Linked DNA regions of Homo sapiens: regions 1 and 2 are each linked to region 3. A link is a loop called in an ENCODE intact Hi-C map of the cell type or tissue named here. Cell type or tissue: heart left ventricle. All regions are shown on one strand.

Region 1 (8,000 bases), 590 kb after region 3:
CCAAAGCGCCTCTCCCACCCCTCACATCCTACATCACTTGTTTTATTGGTCTCATTCATCTAAGGGTAGCTGTTTCCACCCCTCCACCACCCATCCCGAGACATGTCATCTTTCCAAATAAACTATAAATCACCTGAAGGTCAGTAATAAATATTTTAATATCAATGGAGGGAATGACGTTTAAAACTGCCCACTACAGAACAGAATCAGAACATGTTACTCTGAACGGATCCATCTGCAGACTATAAGGTCGAATAGATCATGTTTACTGCTGTAATTGGAATATGAAGTTGTACTCTAATAATATCTGAAATTTGACATATACCCACTTGTACTCATTTTATAAGATGAAAGGTATTTATGAACAATTAAACATTAATTCTGATATCCAAAAAAGGCCATTTTTAAGGAGCATAACATAGCTTAACATGAAAAGTACATGAAATCTACAATAAAAATTCAATCTTAACGTGAAAGTTTTTCTTTTTTTTCTTGGCATCTCTATCTGGATTCTGCTAAAGATAAGTCATCAGCAAGTATCTGTTAAAGGCTGTTCTTTGTGTTTTTTTTCCTTAATCAGAATTTATGAAGTCAATTTTATTTAAATTAAAAATAAGAATTCTTCTTAAAACATGTAATATGAAACCAAGTCCTCAATTTTTTTTCCTTCCTCTTAATGTGTAACAGAGACTCTAAGAAAATAAAATCTAAGGTTAAGGAAATTTCCATCGATATGAAGAAAATATTTTCCAAAATTAAAATAACAAGTTCCTCCCTGGTTAACATAACTGATTTAAGTTGCAGATACATGGCTGCCCCTGAGATCACCTTCCTCCACAAGCTCTGTGAAAGGGCCAAATCCACATCCTTTTCAGCAATTTTTGAGTCCTCTATGGGACTACCTTTTTTATGAAATGCTGCACATACTACCAATGCTTCATAAATATTTCATGATACATTAACCAGTCCTGGAATTTCCTGCAAGATTGCACAAAATCTTTAAAATGGTGCACTGTAAGCTGTAAAATAATCAGATATAAAAGTAAGCTATATCAATCCCTTCATTAACAATTTTTTACAAGAATTTTAGAAAAAGTAGTGTTACTACATTTTAATCTCAGGAGGGAGATTTGCTATTTATATTACTTTACTAAAAGGCTTTTAGAATTACACTTTTTTTTTTATATCAGATACTATTTTCTCAGTTGGACCAGAGCCTTCATATTGTACTCTACAATCAAAAATGGCCCATTGTGGGAGTTGGGGGAACTAATTAAGTTGGTTAATGGATACAAAAATAAGTTGGATAGAAGAAATAAATTACAGTGTTTGATAATACAGTAGGGTGACTATAGTTATAATTTGCCATATATTTCAAAATAGCTAGAAGATTATTTGTAAGCTTCCCAATACAAATAAATGATCAATGTGTGAAGTGATAGATATGCTAATTACCCTAATTTGATTGTTACATGTTATATGAATATATCAAAATGTCACTTGTACCCCAGAAATATGTACAATCATTATGTATCAATTTTTTAAATGGTCCAGTGTGACTCGAAAATAGACCAGACTATAAATTTTAACACCTAGCAGTGTCTGATACCCAGTAAAATATGAATAAAATTTAATTGATTGACCTAAATTGTGCCTGAAGCTTAACATGTTCCCATATATTAAAATTAATCTCAATGTTTCTATTTCCTTATCTGTAAAATAAAAGAGCTAGAGACCACTAAGATCCCTTTCAGCTTTAAAAGTCTGATTAACGTTTTACTTTACAGCAACCCTGCCTTGCGCCACCCACTCCCCCACCTAACCACAGTTTCAAATTTAGTCATCTGGGAAAGAACAGCTCAATAGACTGAAAACATCGCCAGGGAAAAGAGAGGCTAAAATCAAGGAATCGAATTTCCAAACTAAGCAATGCTTCCCATGTTGAGGGACCCACAGTAAGATAATAATATATGGGAAAATACTTTTTGAATTTTCAAAATACTGTAAAGATGGAAGGTGGTTTAATATTATAAAATGCTGGGCCGGGCGTGGTAGCTCACACCTGTAGTCTGAGCACTTTGGGAGGCTGAGGTGGGTGGATCACAAGGTCAGGAGTTCAAGACCAGCCTGGCCAACATGGTGAAACCCCATCTCTACTAAAAATTCAAAAACTAGAAAAGAAGATGGCAACCGTGTGGGATGAGGCCAAGCAAGATGGAACTGGGGTGGAGGTGCTCAACATGTCCACGGAGGAGATCATCCAGCGCACATGGCTTCTGGACAGTGAGATCAAGATCATGAAGAGTTAACTGTTGAGAGTCACCCATGAGCTCCAAGCCATGAAGGACAAGATCAAAGAGAACAGTGAGAAAATCAATGTGAACAAAACCCTGGTGTACCTTGTCTCCAACATCATCGAGCTCCTGGATGTTGATCCCAATGATCAAGAGGAGGATGGTCCAAATATTGACCTGGACTCCCAGAGGAAGGACAAGTGTGCTGTGATCAAAACCTCTACACGACAGACATACTTCCTACCTGTGATTGGATTGGTGGATGTTGAAAAGCTAAAGCCAGGAGACCTGGTGGGTGTGAACAAAGACTCCTATCCAATCCTGGAGACACTGCCCAGAGTACGACTCGCGGGTGAAGGCCACAGAGGTGGATGAGAGACCCACGGAGCAATACAGTGACACTGGGGGCTTGGACAAGCAGATCCAGGAACTGGTGGAGGCCACTGTCTTGTCAATGAACCACAAGGAGAAGTTTGAGAACTTGCGGATCCAACATCCAAAAGGGGTGCTGGCCCCCAGGGACGGAGAAGACCCTCCTGGCCTGGGCCTGTAGGGCACAGACTAAGGCCACCTTCCTAAAGCTGACTGGCCCCCAGCTGGTGCAGATGTTCACTGGAGATGGTGCCAAGCTAGTCCGGGATGCCTTCGCCCTGGCCAAGGAGAAAGCGCCCTCCATCATCTTCACTGATGAGCTGGATGCCATAGGCACCAAGCACTTTGACAGCGAGAAGTCCGGGGACCGAGAGGTGCAGAGGACGATGCTGGAGCTTCTGAACCAGCTGGATGGCTTCCAGCCCAACACCCAAGTTAAGGTAATTGCAGTCACAAACCGGGTGGACATCCTGGACCCCGCCCTGCTACGCTAGGGCGGCCTGGACCGCAAGATCGAGTGCCTGGGCCAGAATCATGCAGATCCACTCCCAAAAGATGAACGTCAGTCCTGACGTGAACTGCGAGGGAGCTGACCCGCTGCACAGATGACTTCAACGGGGCCCAGTGCAAGGCTGTGTCTGTGGAGGCGGGTATGATCGCACTGCGCAGGGGTGCCACGGAGCTCACCCACGAGGACTACATGGAAGGCATCCTGGAGGTCCAGGCCAAGAAGAAAGCCAACCTACAGTACTACGCCTAGGGCACGGCAGGCCAGCCCCGGACTCGCGGCTGAAGTGCGCAATAAAAGATGGTTTAGAGGCAAAATAAAACAAAACAAAAAAAATACAAAAATTAGCCGGCCGTAGTGGCGGGCGCCTGTAATCCCAGCTGCTCGGGAGGCTGAGGCAGGAGAATCGCTTGAGCCCGGGAGGCGGAGGTTGCAATAAGCCAAGATCGCGCCATTGCACTCCAGCCTGGGCAACAGAGCGAGACTCCGTCTCAAAAAAAATAAAAAATAAAACTCTTCGGAGTAGCATTTTTTCAATAACAGGAAATGCTGGAGATAATCAGATGCAATTGGAAACATTATACTCTCATATACAAAATTAGAGTTACTCTATTCAAAGCACTCCCCCACCATGTAGCTTCTTAAGTCAAGATAATTAAGTGGTACATTAGTTTCAAAAAAAATTTAGATGCTGACCTTACTGTTTCTGCAAACCACAATACTCTGCTTTTTTGGTGCTGATTATGTTGAAAAGAGAATATTATGACATTCTATGGTAATAATTCCAATTGCAAGATTTTGATCTTCAAGGAAAGAAGTAGAGCATTGTTGTGGAGGCAAAGCCTTGAGCTTGACGCAGTAAAATATGTCTGATTTTTTTTTTAGCCCAGCAAAGCTCACTGAAAAGTTTTACAAGTGATTGGAATCTTTAAATTTAGACATTTGAAACACTTTTCACTTCGTAATCTGCCATCTACTCTGAAAGGCGTACCACTTTCCTGAGCTCTGCTGGACCCTAAACTCTAATTGCTCATTTTAGAAAACTAAAGATAAATCTATTTAAAAATAAAATAAAATCCAGAACTCCAAAGGTTTTGCTTTTCCATTCAGGCTGATTTGGTTTAACCCGCAGTGAGAATTGATCAGGAAACGTCTGCCATCTTGTGGCCAAATATAAGAACTTGCTCCAAGAGAGTCACCCATTGGTGGCTTTTCCTCAGCAGCTGTGGGCAGCTGCTCCTGCAGATGGACACCTTTTTATCCAGGCCTCTGAGCATCTCCAGAGCCCACTCGCCAACAAGTACAATGTCCTCAAAAGTTAAAGTTGAAAGGACATTAAAGAATTATTTGCTCAAGAAAAACTTCGGAAGAAGAGAATGTGAGAGAGAAGGGGGAATAAATGTGCCTCTCTCCCTCCCTGGCAGCCCTGAGGGTCTCCACAAATCTCCAGGATTAAAAAATGGGGGAACTGAAGCCCAGAGAGAACCAGTGACTCACTCAGGAACCCCGGTCTCCCCCTCCCACTCAAGGGCGCTGTCTCTGACTTCTTCATGCATGCTTGTCTTCCAGATTTCCCATTGCTTTTTCCCATGACCTCAGACTGGAAAAGCCAAATATAGACTTCCACAGCTTAGAAAACACCTATAAAATTCCTCGCTCCATCCCAACCGGTCACTGAGCAGATTTAATTGGGGTGGGAGGGATTTAATTGGGGTGGGAGAGATCAAGACTTCCAAATAATGAGACTCAAGATCAGTGTTGTCCAACAGAACTTTCCGCAGTGATGGAAACACTCCCTATCTGCATGTGCCGGTATGGGAGTGACTATACTCGAGTAGCTACTGAGCACTTGACATGTGGCTTGTGCAGCTGAGAAACTGAATTTTTAGTTTTATTTAACTTTCATTTATTTAAATGAAATTGCCACAGCTGGCTACCATACTGGACAGTACATCTCTAAATCTTACATTCCTAACCCAGTCCAGCATGTTATGACCTTGACAAACAAAAAACGCCATCCATTCATTCAAAAAGATATGTGTTAGCTGTTAATAAAGAAAACTGTGTTGCTATGATACAGTGCACACACAAAAATAGAAAATATCTGTTTTCCCAGCGTACATATAATTAATCGAGGATATAAAGCATGCTGATGCATAGAGGATGAGAACACGGAGCGGGGTTTTTCTTTGATGGGGAGCCACAGGGCTGGGTTAACAGGGAACTTGCAAGTGAAACCGGGCCTTACAAGTCCAGCAGGAGGAGGGAACATAGGTATTTTAGAGAAAGGGAAAGGATAAGGATCAGAAAAGGGACATCAGCAGGTCCACTCAGGGGATGCCAAGAAACCTGATCCAATTCAAGGTGTAGTTTCATGTAAGGGAATCATGGGAGAAAAAAAAACTAGGAAGGTAATTTAGGACCAGTTTCCAAACACAAAAATGAGAGAACCAGGGAGGTTGTAACCGGAATAAAAGGGAAGGGACCAATTAAAGAAAGATTACAATGGAGGAGGGACCCAGACTTTAGAAAAGAGTCAATGTGCCAGGCTCGGTGGCTCACGCCTGTAATCCCAACACTTTTGGAGGCCAAGGTAGGTGGATCATTTGAGGTCAGGAGTTTAAGACCAGCTGGCCAACATGGTGAAACCCCATCTCTACTAAAAATGCAAAAATTAGCCCAGCATGGTGGTGGGTACCTGTAATCCCAGCTACTTGGGAGGCTGGGGCAGGAGAATCGTTTGAACCCAGCAGGCGGAGGTTGCAGTGAGCAGAGATCGCGCCACTGCACGACAGAGTAAGACTCCATCTCAAAAAAATAAAAAAAATAAAAAAATAAGAAGAAGAAAAAGATTCAATGTTCTGTTTGAGGGAGAGTAAGAGATGATTCAAAATTTTCACCCAGGGTGAATGGAAGATTGCTGGCACCATGAATGGGGCAGATACCAGAATAATGTTTGAAGGTTGTTGAAGTTGAGATTAATGAGACAGATGGATCACCAAAGCACTTTGAGAAGATGAAAATGAAACTGGAATTCAGAAGACAGGAGAAACTATTGGCTGAAACCATAAAATGGAGGAGAAAATACAGGATGAGGAGAGAAGAAAAGGAGAAGAGACACAAGAACAGACTCTGCTTCCAATGGAAAGTGACTCCTTTGCAGGGACAGAATGAGAACAGAGTCAGAGAAGGAACACCCAAATGAGTCATAACCCTACTGCAGGGGCAGGAGGGAGACTTCTCACTATATATGCTCTGCACCTCTTAATGAGCATTCTGCCTTCCTACCTAGACTGCACGCTGTGCAAAGATGGAGACTATGTCTTATACATTCAATCCCAATGCCTAGAACAATGCAGGAGGACACAGGAGGGTAATGTAAAGCATCCCAGTAGAAAGAAGGCCTTAGTGGCTCATGCCTGTAATCCCAGCACTTTGGGAGGCCGAGGCAGGCGATCACCTGAGATCAGGAGTTCAAAACCAGCCTGGACAACATGGTTGAAACCCTGTCTCTACTAAAAATACAAAAATTAGCCAGGCATGGTGGCATGTGCCTGTAATCCCATCTACTCAGGAGGCTGAGGCAGGAGAATCACTTGAACCCTGAGGCATAGGTTGCAGTGAAGCGAGATGGCACCACTGCACTCCAGCCTGCGCAACAGAGCAAGACACTGCCTCCAAAAAGAAAAAAGAAAGGCGGCCTTAGAAAAAAAGGTTTTGCTTGGTAACATGTAGTCCTAGACTATACACTGCTCTGGCCCCACTTAACAAAGCTCAAAAGCAAGACCCACGTTTGTACATGATCTAGTTCAGTGAGTCCCAGTCCTAGCAAATGGCCAGAATCACCTTTAGACAGTTGACAGGGCCCACTCTGAGAGTATCAATTCAACGGCCTGAGCAACTGATAGTTTTCAAACTCCCTGTGTGATTCTAATCAGCAGCCAGAGTTGGGAACCATTTATTGATGCCAGAGATATAGAAGGTTGCTGATCCAGTTTTTAGAGTGCCCTTTAATTCTCCACACTACTGATACCATTTTTATATGCATGTGTCATATTTGCCCTTTTTTCAGATTTCAGGACACTAACATATTAAGCACAATCCATGTACCAGGACTCACATACATGATCTTAACTCTTACAATAGTCCTATGAGGTACGTATTGTTGGTACAGATGAGGCGACTATGACCTGGAGTTTAGTTACCAATCTAAGATCCCACAATTAATGACAGCCCAGGAAAGGTGACCTCAGAACCCTCTTGCCTGTTGCTCCTCTGCTGCCCACTCCCTGCCCCAGCCAAGCAGAAACCCAGCTGCCCTGGGAAGCAGATAGAAGGAGCCTCTAAGAGATCATGTGAGTGACAGCAGACCAGTCAGCCCGTGGGACTCTGACTAAAGTCCATGATTTCCCCCAGGACCACCTTTACTGCGCTTCCACCCAAAGATGGTCCTTAAAGGTTAGAAGGGAGACCTGGCAGGCCAGGCGACTGTGAAAGTAATGTTTTCATTATCCTTATTCAACTCTACACAATGTGGAACAAGTTTTACTAATACCTTATACTTCTCTGACAAAGTAACAATCTCTCTGAATGAGAAATTCAGTTATACTACAGGAATTCTCCTCCCATCCTATCACTTTCCCAAAAGGAGCAAGACTGGTCCCACTGGGCCAGGTGTTCTCCCTCCTTGGCTGACACTTTCTGGGCTTCAGGGAAGGGAGTGCAGACTGCGCGGTCACGCCCATTTTCAACCCTCCTGCAGTTCTCAAGTGAAGCGGCACAGAAGGCCCGAAAACAGCCACATTCGCCAGAACTGATGTGGCGTC
Region 2 (8,000 bases), 580 kb after region 3:
AGTGCCACGTGCAGTAGAGGGGTGGCCCTGGCACATGGTCATGGCCACATTTTTAGGGCTGGAACCCACATTTCCTGCATGCTTCTGAATCAGTCTTTCCATCAAGCTCCCTTCTGATGGGAAATAAAAGATAATCCAGGGGCTATTTGCTGTTTCTTTACACACCTCTGGTCCTACTAAACAAATATCCCATGTAACCAGGTTCCATATTTCTAGGAAAAAAAAAAAAGAAACCCTATAGTCTTTTAGAACCTGGCCAAGAATGTTAGGAGCAGAAAGATCCTGACCACCCGAAACAGTGAAGTTGTCCCAAAGCCCTTTCTTGTTAGTCCTGGTAAAGGCCCTTCTGTACTCTTTACTTGTTTATATAGAAATATATTATTTGGCTAGCTGACTCTCCAGAATAGAAGCAACTTATTTTAAAAACGGGTTAAAAAAGACAATTACAGGCAGGTAAGCTTATCAAAGAAATCAAGAAGGTATACAACAGTATTCTAGGAAATTTTCTTTCAATGTGATTACCAGGGGCAGTGAGGAGGGGAAACCTTTCCTTTCTCAATAGGACCACATAAAGGAAACCTTTTATTAGACCCAATTACTATAATTACCACCAAATATTGAACATTTAGCTATATGCCAGGCTGTACATTAAGTGCTTGACATACATTACCTGGTACAATCTCTTCAATATCCCCATTTTACACATCAGGGAACTAAGGCCCAGAAAGGTTTTTAAAAGTTCACATCTGTCTAACTCCAGAGTCTCTAACCTCTTCACTACACTACAGTATCCTGCATTGCTTTCTAATTGTTTTATGTAGATGTTTCAGTTGCATAGATTTTAAATTCCCTAAAAAAGTAAAAGTTAAGTATTCTACTTACCCTAATAGCACCCTAAACCTAAGCCAAGTTCAGAGCACTAAAAAGGCTTTTAAATACATGCGTGACTGAACTTCAGTATCAAATAACTCATTTTCTGACTGTCCCATTTCTCCAAATCCTATCAAACTACCTGCTGAGGCATTTGAGCCCATTGCCACTTTCTAACGAGGGAGGCAAGAATGGGCACAACCCCACAGTGTCACTAAACACTCATGCCCTGCTTCATCTCTTGCACTGGGAACCCCAAGGCCATAGATGACTTAAACAAAACATGGCTGAAAGAGACACGCCCGATGCACATGCAGATTGTCCCCTAAATTGAGCACATGAATAAAACTTACCCAAAGTTTTCATAAGCATCCAAGTTTCTTGTGTGCCCAGAGCTAAACCCTAAATTGTAGGGCCCAAGGCTAAGTCAACATCCTATCGGCAAATTGGTGGAAAGTAGGGTCAAAACTAGGATTTGGATAGATGGGTAGATACACCGACTCAGTATTAGTTTTACCTAATGGAATATGGCTATGTTATTCAACCCAAACTGATGGAAAAAATTACCAGTTTTAACAACCAAATCCAGTTTTTAAATAACACAAAATCTAAGTATGCCAATTACGAACCACTTCAGCTCTTTCTTCCTCCCTCCTCTTCTTTCTCAAATTCCATATTCTTACTAAACCATTTCAATTTTACCATTATTAAGCATAGATTTTTTTTTTTTTTTGAGATGGAGTCTCATTCTGTCGCCAGGCTAGAGTGCAGTGGCACAATCTCAGGTCACTGCAACCTCTGCCTCCCAGGTTCAAGCAATTCTCCTGCCTCAGCCTCCCAAGTAGCTGGGACTACAGGCGCAGGTCACCATGCCCGGCCAATTTTTGTATTTTTAGTAGAGACGGGGTTTCACCATGTTGGCCAGGATGGTCTCGATCTCTTGACCTCATGATCCGCCCACCTTGGCCTCCCAAAGTGCTGGAATTACAGGCGTGAGCCACCACGCCCGGCAAGGATAGATTTTTTTTAATGAGAGAGGAAAAAAGATGAGGCATATAGATGTTTGTTTTCTTTTGACCAAAGGCAAATAAAGAGAAGAAAAACTAGAGAAAATAAGATTTAGAGCCTTTTTCTCTCATCTATACCACTTACCATCTGGGGGTTAAGAGCTAGTTTTACTTTCTGAAACCTCTGCAATCTCTTTAGGGACAGTTAGAGGCGCTAGGGCGCCTCACCCCTAATCCTCCCCAAATCCTTAGGTCTGAATTATTAAAATAATCTGTAATAGACAACTGTAAATAGGACCTAGAGTGAAAAATGCTACATGTGAATGTAATCAACTTTGTGGTGTTGGTATATCTAAAGATATGTCAATGTGGCACGAACCATATGGGGGACGGTGGGCACAGAGTTAGATGGGCAACTCTAGCAAGGTACCTACAAGCACTGTCTGGATAAGGAGGCCTGGCAGAGGGGCTCAACCCACCCAGTCCCTAATCTCAGAAGGATACATCAGAACGTGCAAATGGCAGCAGTCCCCTTGCTTAGAACTCAGACAAGCAACCTGTGATTATATTTTGGCTTACTTTTAATTTTTCTAAACAGAAAGTATACTCTGACCAGCAAAAATGAGTTTCTAGGCACTCTCAGTAGATCTGTCTCATTCTAAATAAATTGGCATTTCAGTTTACACAGCAGTCTGTATTAGCCAGGTTAATATTAAGGGAGGCGCTGCGGAGCTCAGGGGGCTGCTCTCTCAGGGTGCTGACAGAAATCAAGATTCTGCACCAACAAAAAGCACCATCAAGTAATGCTAGGCTGTGAGGTTGTTTCTATAGGTCACGCTTTTCTCTAGAAACAACCCTGCCTCATCAGGCCTCTGCCAACCTTTCACAACCTCCACCTAGGCTGAAGGTGGCTCCAGAAGCTACACACAGGCACCTCTTGCATGCCTTTTCATCAAACTGGCCTTCCAGATAGATCCTGGAGGGGAACCACACCAAAAAAAAAAGGAATTTGTGAAAGACTAAATACACTTGATCTTAGCCAAAAGGCCGAGAAGCGATGAAAGACTAAATAACAGCACAAGGCATAAGGCATAAGGCATGGCAATTCAGCACACGAAATGCAGGTGGGTGCCTAAAGATCTTCACCACTGCGGGGGTAACAAAGCCAGGCTATAATAGCAGATTTTGCAACGCCAGTCCCTTTTACTTTCTTAGAGATTAGATTGCCCTCTTGTGGGAAATAGGAGGGGAAAGTTTCACAGTATTTCCCCTTACCTTTTTCCATGATGGCTATAGATAGAACACATCCTGTCTCAGGGCAAGAGCTGACCATTACCATTTAGGAATGCAGTCACAATACTGTCACGTCTTTTGGTATTTCAGAAGAAACTAAAAGTACGGATTTTTTTTTTTTTTTTTTTTTTTTGAGACAGAGTCTGGCTCTGTCACCCAGGCTGGAATGCAGTGGTACAATCTCCGCTCACTGCAACCTCTGCCTCCCGGGTTCAAGTGATTCTCCTGCCTCAGCTTCCCAAGTAGCTGGAATTACAGGCGTGCATCACCATGCCTGGCTAATTTTTGTATTTTTAGTGGAAACGGGTTTTCACCATGTTGGCCAGGCTGGTCTTGAACTCCTGACCTCAGGTGATCCACCCGCCTCGGCCTCCCAAAGTGTTAGGATTACAGGTGTGAGGCGCCACGCCCAGCCCAGATATTTAAAACTCATGAGATTTTACATGTTAGCAGCCAATATGCACTTTTTAGAAAAAATATTTAGCAGGCACCCAGTTCGTGAGCTGGGCATGTTAGTCTGTAACAGAGTCTGGTGAGTCTGAAATACAGGTTGTCAGTATAGTTAATAACAACGTATGAATAAAGTTAGTATACAGAGAGTTAAACGTCCTCAGGATAGTTTGGTGAGCCTGGAACACAGGCAGCATGAGGAGGAATGGCTGGAAAGGTAGAGTAGGGGCTTGATTAAGGGTAGAATTTGTTCTGTAATCAATGGAGAACTATCAAAGGCTTTAAATTGGCAAAAATCACCGGGTACGGTGGCTCACACCTGTAATCGCAGCACTTTGGGAGGCTGAGGTGGGCAGATCACTTGAGGCCAGGAGTGCAAGACCAGCCTGGCCAACGTGGAGAAACCCTATCTCTACTGAAAATACAAAAACTTAGCTGGGCGTGGGGGTGGGCACCTGTAATCCCAGCTACTCGGCAGGCTGAGGCACAAGAATCCCTTGAACCTGGGGGGCAAGGTTGCAGTTAGCTGAGATCACGCCACTGCACTCCAGCCTGGGCAACAGAGCGAAACTGTGTCTCAAAAAAAAAAAAAAAAAGTTAATTAATTAAATTTTAAAAATTTAAAAAAAAATTGGCAAAATTGCCTGATAGGAGTTTTAGAAAAATTGCTATCGGAAATATCACTGACTAGCCCCAGATAGAGGAGTGAAAATAGAACCAAGTAGCTCAAAGAAGCCACCAAACATACTTTGAAACTACAAGATGCTTTGTCAGTGGATAGGATCTTCTTTCATAGATTTAAGACTTCCTCTGAGAGGGGCTTAGAGGCTCAGGAGGTCCACAGCTTTGTCACAGGTATTACCTACCTGTTGTCTCCTCCGTTCCTGGGGAACAACTGAATGTTGGACAACATCCAACCATAGAGGCTCTACATGAAAAATAAAGCCAGTGCTGCTGAGGGTCAGTGTTCCCTCTTCCTGCCGGGGTTAGGAAGTCAAGACCAATAAACAAGACCAGTGAAGAGACCTCAGAGATCGTGAAAACATAAAAACCTCCCCTTGAGTTTTCTCTAATACTTAAGGGGGTGGAGAGTAAACGATCCTTTCCTGAGAAAGATGTAAGGCAAATCAGAGCTAAAAAACGAGAGAGAGTACTTCTGCTGATGATGATGAAGGGCGTTAAGTGCTGGTGTCACGTGTCAAAGCTGCTTCCACACAACCCCTTCCAAAAAAGCCTAAGGACAGACAGCATCTTTACCTTGCTTCTTTTTAATCAATAACTAAAAAGATTTGCAAGTCTTAAAATTGTATCCCTTCCTATGTCAACCAGCCCGGAGTACAATGGCATGATCATGGCTTACCGCAGCCTCAAGCTCCTGGGCTCCAGCAATCCTCATGCCACAGCCTCCCAAGTAATTGGGACTACAAGTGTGCACCACCATGTCTGGCTAATTATTTTTGTTTTGTTATTTTTTGTTTTTGAGACAGAGTCTCATCCTGTCACCCAGGCTGGAGTGCAGTGGCGTGATCTTGGCTTACTGCAAGCTCCGCCTCCCGGATTCAAGTGATTCTCATGCCTCCACTTCCCAAGTAGCTGGGATTATGTGTGTGTACCACCACGCCCGGCTAATTTTTGTATATTTAGTAGAGATGGAGTTTCACCACGTTGGCCAAGCTGGTCTCAAACTCCTAACCTCGAGTGATCACCCACTTCTGCCTCCCAAAGTGCTGGGATTACAGGCATGAGCCATCACGCCTGGCCCTTTTTTTTTTTTTTTTTAAGAGACTGAGTATCACTATGTGGCCCAGGCTAGTCTGAAATTCCTGGCCTCAAACGATCCTTCTGCCTCAGCCTCCCAAGTTGCTGGGATTACAGATATGAGCCATGGCACCCAGACATATCTCTTCTTTTTGAAAAAACACACCTTTGTGTTTTTGAGGTTGACACTCAATGAAGTAACCATGTGTTTTTTAAAGTGTAGTCCATCACCCACCTGCATCTGAATCACCAAAGTTGTTAAAACTTGCAGATTCCTGAGCCTCAGACCCACAGAATTAAAGTGTATGAAGTAGGGCCCAGAAATTGGCATCCTTCAAACAGCTCTCCAGTTGATTCTCAGGTACACTGAAGGCTGAGAATACTGAAGATTCAGACATTCACATGCAGGGGAAGGGCACCATCATGAGAAAAGCTTTGTCCCTCTCCAAGGACAATAATATAAGATCCATTCCTGTGATAAAGCCATTAATGCAAGGCTATAAAAGCATAACCCGGCCAGGCATGGTGGCTCATGCCTGTAATCCCAGCACTTTGGGAGGCCGAGGCGGGTGGATCCACTGAGGTCGGGAGTTCGAGACCGGCCTGACGAACATGGTGAAACCCTGTCTCTACTAAAAGTACAAAAATTAGCTGGGCATGGTGGTGCACGCCTGTAGTCCCGGCTACTCAGGAGGCTGAGGCAGAAGAATCGCTTGAACCCAGGTGGCGGAGGTTGTAGTGAGCCGAGATTGCGCTACTGCACTCCAGCATGGGCGACAGAGCAAGACTCCTTCTCAAAAAATAAATATGTAAATAAATAAATAAAAGCATAACCCATGGCTTGAGAATGCCTCTAGCCCAGTGATTCTCAGGTGGGGGCAATTTTGCCCCCAAGGAAACATGTGGCAATGTGCAGACACATTTTTGATTGTCAAAAGTGGGGTAGGTGCCACTGGCATCCAGTGGGTAGTGGTCAAGGATACTGCTAAACACCCTACAATGCACAGGACAGGCCCCACAACAAAAAATGTCCATTGGTGCCACAGATTAGAAACCCTGCTCTAACCTAAGTTGAGCCTTTTCATAAATGAATACAGAAATGTAAACAAAAGTTATTATTTTTCGCTAGCCATTTTCTTTTAACTATCTAACATCTGACTTTTTTTTTTTTTTTTTTTTTTAGCTACCTAACATTTTTTGAGATACCTTTCGTTTGATGAATTCCCACCATATTCATCTTGTGGAAGGCAGTGCCCACCCGCCACTACAGAAACCAAAAAGTGAGACGCCCCTGACAACCACCCACCTTCCTCTGTGAGGCCTGAGCATGTGACCAAGGCCTGGTCAATCAGAAGCTCCCCTCTGCAACTTCAATGCAGACCAATTGGGCCTGGCATGGTGGCTCATGCCTGTACTCCTAGCACTTTGGGAGGCAGAGGTGGGCAGATTGCTTGAGCCCAGGAGTTTGAGACCAGCCTGGACAACATAGTGAGAACTTGTTGCAAGGCAAAGGCAAAGGGCAAAGGCAGAAAGAAGAGAGAAAGAAAAAGAAAAAAAAAGATCAATTGATGCCAAAAAATCTGGAGTGACACTGGAGAATACAAGGGGAGGGACAAGAATTGAAAACCTACCTATTGGGTACTCTGCTAACTTCCTGAATGACAGGTTCAACCACACCCCAAACCTCAGCATCACACAATATACCTTCATAACAAACCTGTACACATACCCACAGAATCTAAAATAAAAGATGAAAAAATATTTTTTTAAAAAACTGGGGTGACAGTGAAGAATTCATTCTACAGACAGGGACACTGGCAGCACCAGAGCATGGCCAGTGACAGTTGTTGCAGCTACAGCATGCTGCACCAGAGCAGGCCTTAGCGGCTGGCTCACCAGTCTCTGCAGAGTGATTTGGGCTGTGGCTCTGGCCTTCTGGCCTCTCCTATACCTGTCCATATTCCAACCTTGCCTCTCCACACTTCTGCAAACTGCCCCACAGCCTTTTGCTTAAACAAACCAGTGTCCATTTTAGTTACTTCAACCAAGAATCCTGAATAATATAACCATTCCAGGAGCTTTCCCTGGTCCATCATTTAAAAATATCCATGCCTATCTCCTACACCTTCTAATGCAAGGATTAAATGCCTAAGAAGCTAAGAACACCAAAACAAAAACCTTAAATCCACATGTGATGATTTCAGGCATGCACACAAGTGAACTACTGGCATAGAAAACATGGAACTGGCTGTGCACAGTGGCTCACGCTTGTAATCCCAACAATTTGGGAGGCCAAGGCAGGAAGATCACTTGAGCCTAGGAGGTGACGATGACCCTGGGCAACATGGCAAAATCTCATCTCTACAAAAAATACAAAAATTAGTCGGGTGTGGTTGTACACACCTGTAGTCTCAGCTACCTGGGAGGCTGAGGTGGGAGGATCACTTGAGTCTGAGAGTTTGAGGTTGCTGTGAGTCATGACTGCACCACTGCACTCTAGCTGGGGCAACAGAGCAAGACCCCATCTCAAAAAAAAAAAAACAAACAAACAAAAACACCACCACAGAACCATTCTCCATGTTTTTGTTTTTTATTGTACTATATCATGTAAAGTTATTTATG
Region 3 (8,000 bases):
TTAAAATTATCTTATTTAAAAGAATTCAGGGTCATAAAAGCTTTGGGCAAGGTCCTTATGGGCCCATTTTCATGAAAAAAACAAGAGGCTGTGCTCGGTTAGTAAAGAAGAAATGATATTATTCCCAGAAGCTCCACCATGCATCCCTTCTGTCTCACCTCCCAACCACAAAAATTAAAATTCAATTTTGGCAAATTTTTATGGAAACCTACAGTACGCCTGGAACTATTGTATACACTCTGTAGTAAAGAACAAGATAGACAAGATTCCTCATCTTCATGGAGCCAACTTTCTATTAGAGCAGGCAGGTGGGACACATGAGAACAGAAAATGAGAAAAAGAAAAGAAAATGTTCAAGAGTAATAAAGATTTTGAAGAAAATAAAATAGGTAGAATACCTGGACAGTTCCTGTAGATTAGGCAGGTGGTTAGAAAATTCTGCAAGAGGTATGGCATCTCTATCCTGAAGACAGAGTGATATTTTGGAAATGCAGTTGGTTAATGTCACTCCCACCCTGAATTGAAACACTCAAATGGCTCCTACAGTCTTTTACATGACTTGCCTGCCCTGCAAGATCTGGCTGAATCTACCTCTCCCATCTCATTTAGTACCCTTCCCCAGCTTGCTGGTATCACCTTATTCAGTATTCAGTTCTAGGTGCTTCTTCAAGATCATAACCACAGTTGAATTTTTCATGTATGTGATTCTTCGACTGGTGTCTAAGTCAACTACTAGACTGGGAACTCCATGAAGACAGGGACCACATCTGGCTTTGATCACCACTGTATCCCTAACACCTGGTGCAACATCTGGGTCACAATAGATGCTAAATGCATGCTTTGTAACTTGTGAATGCATAAAAGAGTCAAAGAGGGAGTTGAGATGTCATGGCACAGCATTTCCAAAAACCAGTCTGCTCTAGGATTATACAGTCTAGTAATTCTTTTCAAGAATCATTTTTAGAAAGGCTTATTGCTCACACAGTTATGGTATATTGAGTGCCTATTGTACAAGGACTTATATTAGATACTTTAGGAAATAAAAAGATGAAAATACATGGCCTCTGTCACTATAGAATTTATATCTTTAGTCTCTTCATAAGTGAGAAAACCTTAAGGTAGACTTTAGCAAATATTCATTTATTTGTCCAACCAATAAATGTGCCAGACACTGCTCTGGGGATGTCATGGTGAGTCTCTGACTTCACAAAGTTGTATTCTAATGGGGAAACCAGAATTGTTCAAATACTCACACAAATATGTAACTGCAACACTGATCTGTGTTATGAAGGAACACACTACTATGAGAATATATAGGAGGGGTTGGAAGTAGGGGCTCTGATCGATTTGGTTAGCTAGGAGACTTGAAGTCCAGGGAAGGGTTCTGACAGAGAGTATTCTAGGAGGAAATGGAAGTGAACTGGACCTTTGAAGAGATCTGTGAGGCCAGGACAGAGAGCAGAGGAATGTGGTGTATTAATCCATTTTCACAATGCTGATAAAGACATACCCAAGATTGAGCAGGCCTCACAATCATGGCGGATGGCAAGGAGGAACAAGTCACATCTTACGTGGATGGTGGCAGGCAAGGAGAGGGCTTGTACAGAGAAACTCCCAGTTTTAAAACATCACATCTCATGAGACCCATTCACTATCACGAGAACAGCACAGGAAAGACCCGTCCCCATGAGTCAGTCATCTTCCACGGGGTTCCTCCCACCACAGGTGGGAATTATGGGAGCTACAAGATGAGATTTGGGTGGGGTCATGGAGCCAAACCATATCATGCAGTTAGAAAATATTTGACCTTTTACTTTAAAGAGTAGGTAAACGTGTTTAAACAGATAATTTTGCATAAAGCTGGAAGGGCAGGCCAGGGAAACAGCAAGAACCAGATTTAACAGTAATAGAATTGGGGGCACCCTGGAGGGTTTGCAGGGGTCTAGATTGGTTTGAGGATTACAAGTCTGAAGGAGGCTAGGGGGAAATAAGGGCAGAAGTAGAGGCTGAAGAAGATTGTGCAGGACTGTAAATGCTCGGGGAAGGATGTGGGGCTTGCTTTAGGAGGAGGTGTCCAGCCACTCACCTCTTCCATTTCCTTCTTTCACACCTCTCTATGGTCAGTGTCAGAGAAAGGCATGGCTCTGGACCACATCCCATGCACCTCCTCAAGCACATCACTCTTTTCATGCTCTGCTCTTTTCCCAATATCAGCATCCTCTTTCTTGCTCTTGTTTATTTCACTTCTACTCAGTTCTTTTCTGATCAGGGGAACACTTGATTCTGTATCCTTCTTTACCTTGCACCACGTTGGCTCCCTTTATCTCAACAGACAAGCTCCTTCAAACAGTATTCTGCATGGCCTCTCTGCACTTCCCCAATTGCCCAGTATGTCTCCAGTCCACTGCTCCTTTAAACTGCCCTTGCCCAGGTCACCCATGGCCTACCTCTGTGTTGCTCAGCAGACACTTTTCAGCTCTTATTTTACTTTACCTCTCTATGAGTAATTGATGCTGCTGATTCCCCCCTCCTCCTGGAAAATCCCTCTTTAGTTTCCAGAACCACATCATTTTTTCTCAGCCATCATCATGGAATCCTTTCTCCTACACTGTATTATACAGCATTACCTGGAAGCAGACTCTGAGGTGGAGAGCTTCCTGCAAAAATGTTTGTTGCAGAGTGCCCTTGAGAGATACACCCGTAAGGAAGGCAGGAGCAGTAGGTGGAGGGAAAAGTTGACCCACCATAAAGTTGTAGCCAACCCTAACAGACACTCTAGAGCTAAAACAACCCTTCAGAACTGTCTCAAATTGAAGCCAGGGTGGCTCAGCCTTGTTATCTGAGCATCAGCCAGTCATTGGCTGTGGGTCACCATCTAGGATGGTTGTAATCTTGGACAAGGCAATTCTCGGTGGCTAAGAGGGATTCACATGGAGGGGGACACTCTGCGCATCAAAACTGAACTCACTATCTCCACTCCAACCCTCTTGCAAATCCACTGCTTATCTTCATTTCCCAACTTCCTCAATAGCAGCAACAGCATCCACCTACCTAGGCTGCCAGAGCAGTCTTCTCTCCATGTCCCGTGTCCAAATAGTCACCATGGCCTGTAAATTTTACATCATTCATATATCTTGTATTCAATCCCTTTGCTCCATCCCCAGTGCTGCTAGTTTTGTTCAGAGTCTGATTTGTCCCTCCAGTTTCTTCCAATGAGACCCCTTCTTCTAGTCATGACAGACTGCAGTCTATTACTCTGTTTTGCACAATGCTTAAAATCCTTAACTGCCTTCTCACTGCTACAGGGCCAAGTCTGAACTCCTTAGGATGTCACAGAAGTTGTCTACTGACCTGCCTTCCTAACCACCCCCACCACCTCCCTTTCTGAATTCTTTTTGAACTTGCTTCTAGCTAACTGGCTTTCTAGGGTCTGAGTTACAGAGATAACTTTTGAGAGTTAAAGAAAGCTACCCACAATACTAGATCATATTATATTTGGCAGTGATTTCTTCTCAGTGACAAACAAAGCTCTTGACCCAGAACAGTGATAAGCAAGGCATTTCATTAAATACCAGTATTAACCCCAGGAGATCACATGACCTTTTGAGCTTCCCAGCTTTGGCAAGAACACAGCCCCTGCCTGCTAGCTGGGCTAATCTGAGACTGAAAGTTGCCACTAAATCCTGATTAAGCATGACTTATGCCCCCAGCTGTTAACACTGATACACTCGCAGTGCCAAGACCAGGCGCCATTCCCCGGGCACTTATACACCCCTGTCTGCTAATGCCCGCTGCTGTTGCTGCCTGCTGGAACGGGAAGGAGAGGATCAAGGTCACTCTTGAGTCAGTGAGGAGCCAGGGAACTTTTGTTAACGCGTGCTTGATGGTGGTATGCTGGGTTTTGTTTATTCTCTGCATCAGGCCAGATAACATCAAGCAGAATCTAAAGTCTCTTCATTGGCGTTATGTGACCTGAAAGCATTTACTGCACGTTTCTAGTCTTAATCATAGGAAGAGAAAGGAGGGGGAGAGATGGAGAAAAAAAAAAAGGATAGGAATGATAAGAGAAATAGAGGGAGAGAAAGACTATCAACAGAACTTGTTATTTTTGAAAAATAACTTCTGGTGAAAATGGAGCTCCTCTCTGGAAAACACAGGCCAGTTTTGCTTTCAGAGTAGGGAGCTCGCCTTTTGATCTTTTGCTAGGAACCCAACACCGTCAGGGCAGCCACCCCCACGGACAGCTGAAGGCGGCCTCCCAGCCCCTCGGGTGGCCAGGGATGTTTTTGCTTTGGTGTCAGCAGGACCTGACGGCAGTATTTTGGAACCAAGGCTGGCTTCCTCCTCTCTCCGGCCCCATCCCCTTGCTCGGGTTTCAAGCGTGTCCCTTCCCGCACTGCCCTCTTGCATTCGCTTTCTTCTCGAGCTCGTGAATGTTACCCTAGAGGGGGCTGCAGCACCGCAGGCTTCCTCCTCGCCGCCACCATTTGCTGTTGTTGGCTGCGGCTCCGGGTGCCCGGCGCCAACTCCTCCGCAGCTAGTGAGGACCCTGCACTCAGCTTACCCAAACAGACGAGCCGGCGCAGAGTCTGCACACGCCGGGCAGCCCCTCTCGCTCACCCTCACAATTCTGAAAATGGAGAGGCTCATTGCACCACGTGCATTTCCCCAAGTGTGCACGGTCCACTACACCCAGGCACATGCAGCCTCGATTCACACCGGCTTAGCTCCAGTCCCGAGCCTTTGTCCCCCACCCGCATTTATGCACACTCCCCTGCTGCCAGTGATGGGTTGTTGACAGGTTTTTTTTTTTTTCTTTTTTCCTTTCCTTTTATTTTCAAAGTATCCATATTGGTTTCCTGCAAAATTCCTTTGGAGGCTTCCTGGACGTTGCATTCCGAAAGCATCTTACGGAACATGGTGTCGTCTTCACTACGTCATGACCGCCCTGCCAGGGACTTGTGTGTCCTGCATTGGCAAATTCCAAGTCCCTCATCATGGTCTAGAAACAAATCACCCCCGGTTCCTATGTCTTCATTTTCCTTTCATGTGTTCCAGTAAGGCATTAAAGAACAGATAACACTGTAACACTGAATTTGCTCATTGTTATTCCTTACTGAGGACACCCAGTTTGGGGGAATATATGGAAGATATCAGTAAATGACAAACATCTTTATAATAGCTTTGTTTTGTTTTGGACGGAGTCTGGCTCTGCCGCCCAGGCTGGAATGCAGTGGCGCAATCTTATCTCACTGCAATCTCTACCTCCCTGGTTCAAGCAATTCTCCTGCCTCAGCCTCCCGAGTAGCTGGGATTACAGGTGCGCGCCACCACACCCAGCTAATTTTTGTATTTTTAGTAGAGACGGGATTTCACCATGTTCGCCAGGATGGTCTCGATCTCCTGACCTCGTGATCTGCCTGCCTCGGTCTCCCAAAGTGCTGGGATTACAGGCATGAGCCACTGCTCCTGGCTTATAATAACTTTTTTAAAAAATGAAGACTTAAAATTGTATTTTGTTCACTGCTGTATTCTCAGACTCTAATGTAGTGCCTGGCTCTTGAATGCTTTATCAGTACTTATTGGAGGAATGTCAGGCAAGTTTCTAGGCACTTTATATTATTATCCCATTTCATCTTCATACAGCCGTTTGATAGATGACAAAAGGATAATTTGTGTGTCCAAGGTCATATAATCAGAAAGTGGTTGACTCCTGATTCCTCGTGTGGTCTGAGCCTAAGTTTTTAATCTATAGTACACTACTTCACACCATCCAGTAACTTACTATGTGTATTCAATTTTAAATTTGTACTCAATTTTAAATCTTCCTCAAACACCCTGAGATATGCTCACTGTGGTGCTAGCTAGCTAACCACTGCAGACCCTGCTTAAAATTCTCTTAAAATGTATTTATTATGTTTTTGGTAATATTCTCAGGTAGACTTCCTTGCATTATTCTTCTTGATTATGCTTTTACACATACAGGAGTTCTGCTATGGTACAATATGCATTTCTGGAAAACACCTTGCATCCTGGGAAACACACACTAGAACCAGACTCATGAGAAAATTAGATCGAGGTAGACCCCTCAGTACCCATGCAACTTTGTGAACAGAACACCCACAAAAACAATAACAAATCTGTAAAATCACTAGTACAGTTTAAAAGATGTGTTAGGTTTCTATAAATACTACTATAAATATAGGACTCTATCTTAAAACGTAAAAGTTTAATGACAGGGGAGATAAGGACCCATCCTGCTCATTCAATAAGCACAAGACACTGCAATCAGCATCTAGGATGCTGTAATTGGCCTAACAGTCCTACTTTATGAAAAGTATTTTAGGTTAAATTTTTAGGTAAATAAAAACAACACTTTATTTTAGTAAACACTAGACTTTATCAGATGTATAATATATATATATTATATATATCTTTAATTCAAAGTCAAATACTTCTTTTTTATAAGTAGGCTTTCCTAAAAATTACCGCAATTTTAATATGATGCATCATTTTGAAGAGATGGTCATATTTAAGGGCCATTTACTTTTTCCAGTAATTATTACTGACATATGAAAGTGGAAGAGGGGAAAATCAAGAGCTTTATTTTTACTTACCAGACTACCAGGAATTTCTTAACTTCAAAATCTATTTGGTTGAGCTATTAATATTTTAGCAAATAGGTTAATCTTTTTCTTAACACCATTTGTAGACCCATATTAGCGGCTCATCCAAACAAAGAACAACAATTTATGACAGGCAAAAGAGAAGAAAATGTTGGAATATTATTTAGCCATAAAAAGGAATGAAGCACTGATTTATGTCACAACATAGATGAACCCTGAAAACATTATGCTATGTGAAAGAAGCCGGACATAAAAGGGCCCATATAATATTATTCCATTTGTAGTTAATGTTCAAAACAGTCAAACCCATAAGATACAAAAAGTAGATTAGTAGCTATCAGGGGCTGGGAGTGGGGAGAGGAATGGGGTTTCTTTTGGGGGTAATAAGAATGTTATGGAATTAGTAATGATGGTTGTACAATCTTATACAGTCAAAACCACTGCATTGTACACTTTAATTCACTCACAAAAAAGTGAATTTTATGGAATGTGAAATTGTATCTCAATTTTTAAAAAGGAAAGAAAATACTGACTCCATTCATTCTTCTAATAGCTGGCCCTCTTTGGGGAAATCCAGACTACTGAGAGGTTTGTGTGGGCTGGTAAATATTAGTTCTTAGTCACAAGGCTGCTATACATGTCTCACTTCTAATCAGTTTTAAAATAAGACAGGATTTCAGATCCAGTGCTTTTTTTCTGTTGGGGATAGAAAGGAAGATCTGGGAAATTCACCCTGGACTGCCACGGGAAGGAAAAGAATTCACTACAGAAAATACAAACAAAGCTAAAGCCTCATGTGTAATGTCAGAAGATGAAGAATGGCATGATGCCTCTTCAAAGACCTGCTGAGTTTGTAAAAGGAATCCATTTTTTTTTCTATAATAGGAGATGCTAAGAAGACAAAAACCTTAAATATGTGTGTCCCAGGAGGCAGAGAATGTAATGCTCTCAGCCTGGGAGGGATAACATTTTGAAATACAGTTTCTCCAAATGGTTGAGAGAATACAGTTTTGATCTATATTACCTGGAACAAAAGGTCCTCAGTTCAATTTTTAACTAAGTTTTGGTGCTGCACAAGTGTGCAGACATTTAAAAGGCAAAATATATGTTGTAATAATAATAATTTTTAATGCCAAATGAAAACCCAAATCCACTAAATGGCTACTTTGGGATGGCTGGATGATAATGGTTATTATTCTAACACACCTAACAATTGTGAATAAAGTTTTGGCTATAGAAGAGCAGGTGGCTTTTTGTTATTACCTTGTGTATTAAAAGTTTCCTGTCCTTTAACACTCTCCATAGATGAAATTCAAAATATCTTCTGAAGACAAACGAGAGCTTTATTCTAAAAGAGCCATTGTATCAAAGAGT

Evidence for each region. A loop is a pair of places that touch in the nucleus more often than their neighbours do. Peaks named below come from ENCODE experiments on the same cell type or tissue, not always from the same donor. Only the 100,000 strongest peaks of a DNase experiment are listed, where the experiment ranks them.
Region 1: it touches region 3 in a loop (5-fold over the local background); 45 of 110 quality-filtered maps call a loop at or near these places.
Region 2: it touches region 3 in a loop (4-fold over the local background); 43 of 110 quality-filtered maps call a loop at or near these places.

What each region holds. Positions count from the first base shown.
Region 1 is chr9:19,024,709-19,032,708 of GRCh38, forward strand. All of the region lies in intron 1 of SAXO1 (stabilizer of axonemal microtubules 1), which reads right to left. It also overlaps the pseudogene PSMC3P1. Among named protein-coding and RNA genes, the nearest start is that of SAXO1, 4.5 kb to the right of the region's middle. RefSeq lists an enhancer at 7,823-8,000. In heart left ventricle, a CTCF peak has its summit at 4,339 (motif pointing left); a DNase peak (open chromatin) is centred at 3,135; H3K27me3 peaks cover 673 bases.
Region 2 is chr9:19,010,262-19,018,261 of GRCh38, forward strand. The region is part of intron 1 of SAXO1 (stabilizer of axonemal microtubules 1); the gene reads right to left. Among named protein-coding and RNA genes, the nearest start is that of SAXO1, 19 kb to the right of the region's middle. In heart left ventricle, a CTCF peak has its summit at 3,118 (motif pointing left); no DNase peak of the experiment used is centred here.
Region 3 is chr9:18,434,190-18,442,189 of GRCh38, forward strand. LOC105369293 (a long non-coding RNA gene) reads right to left here and starts at 3,315. Exons shown (of 5, transcript XR_001746429.3): 1 at 3,052-3,315. It also overlaps a transcript of ADAMTSL1 not described here. RefSeq lists an enhancer at 4,462-5,017. In heart left ventricle, CTCF peaks have their summits at 4,441 and 4,640; DNase peaks (open chromatin) are centred at 3,742 and 4,412; H3K4me3 peaks cover 1,389 bases; H3K27ac peaks cover 2,093 bases.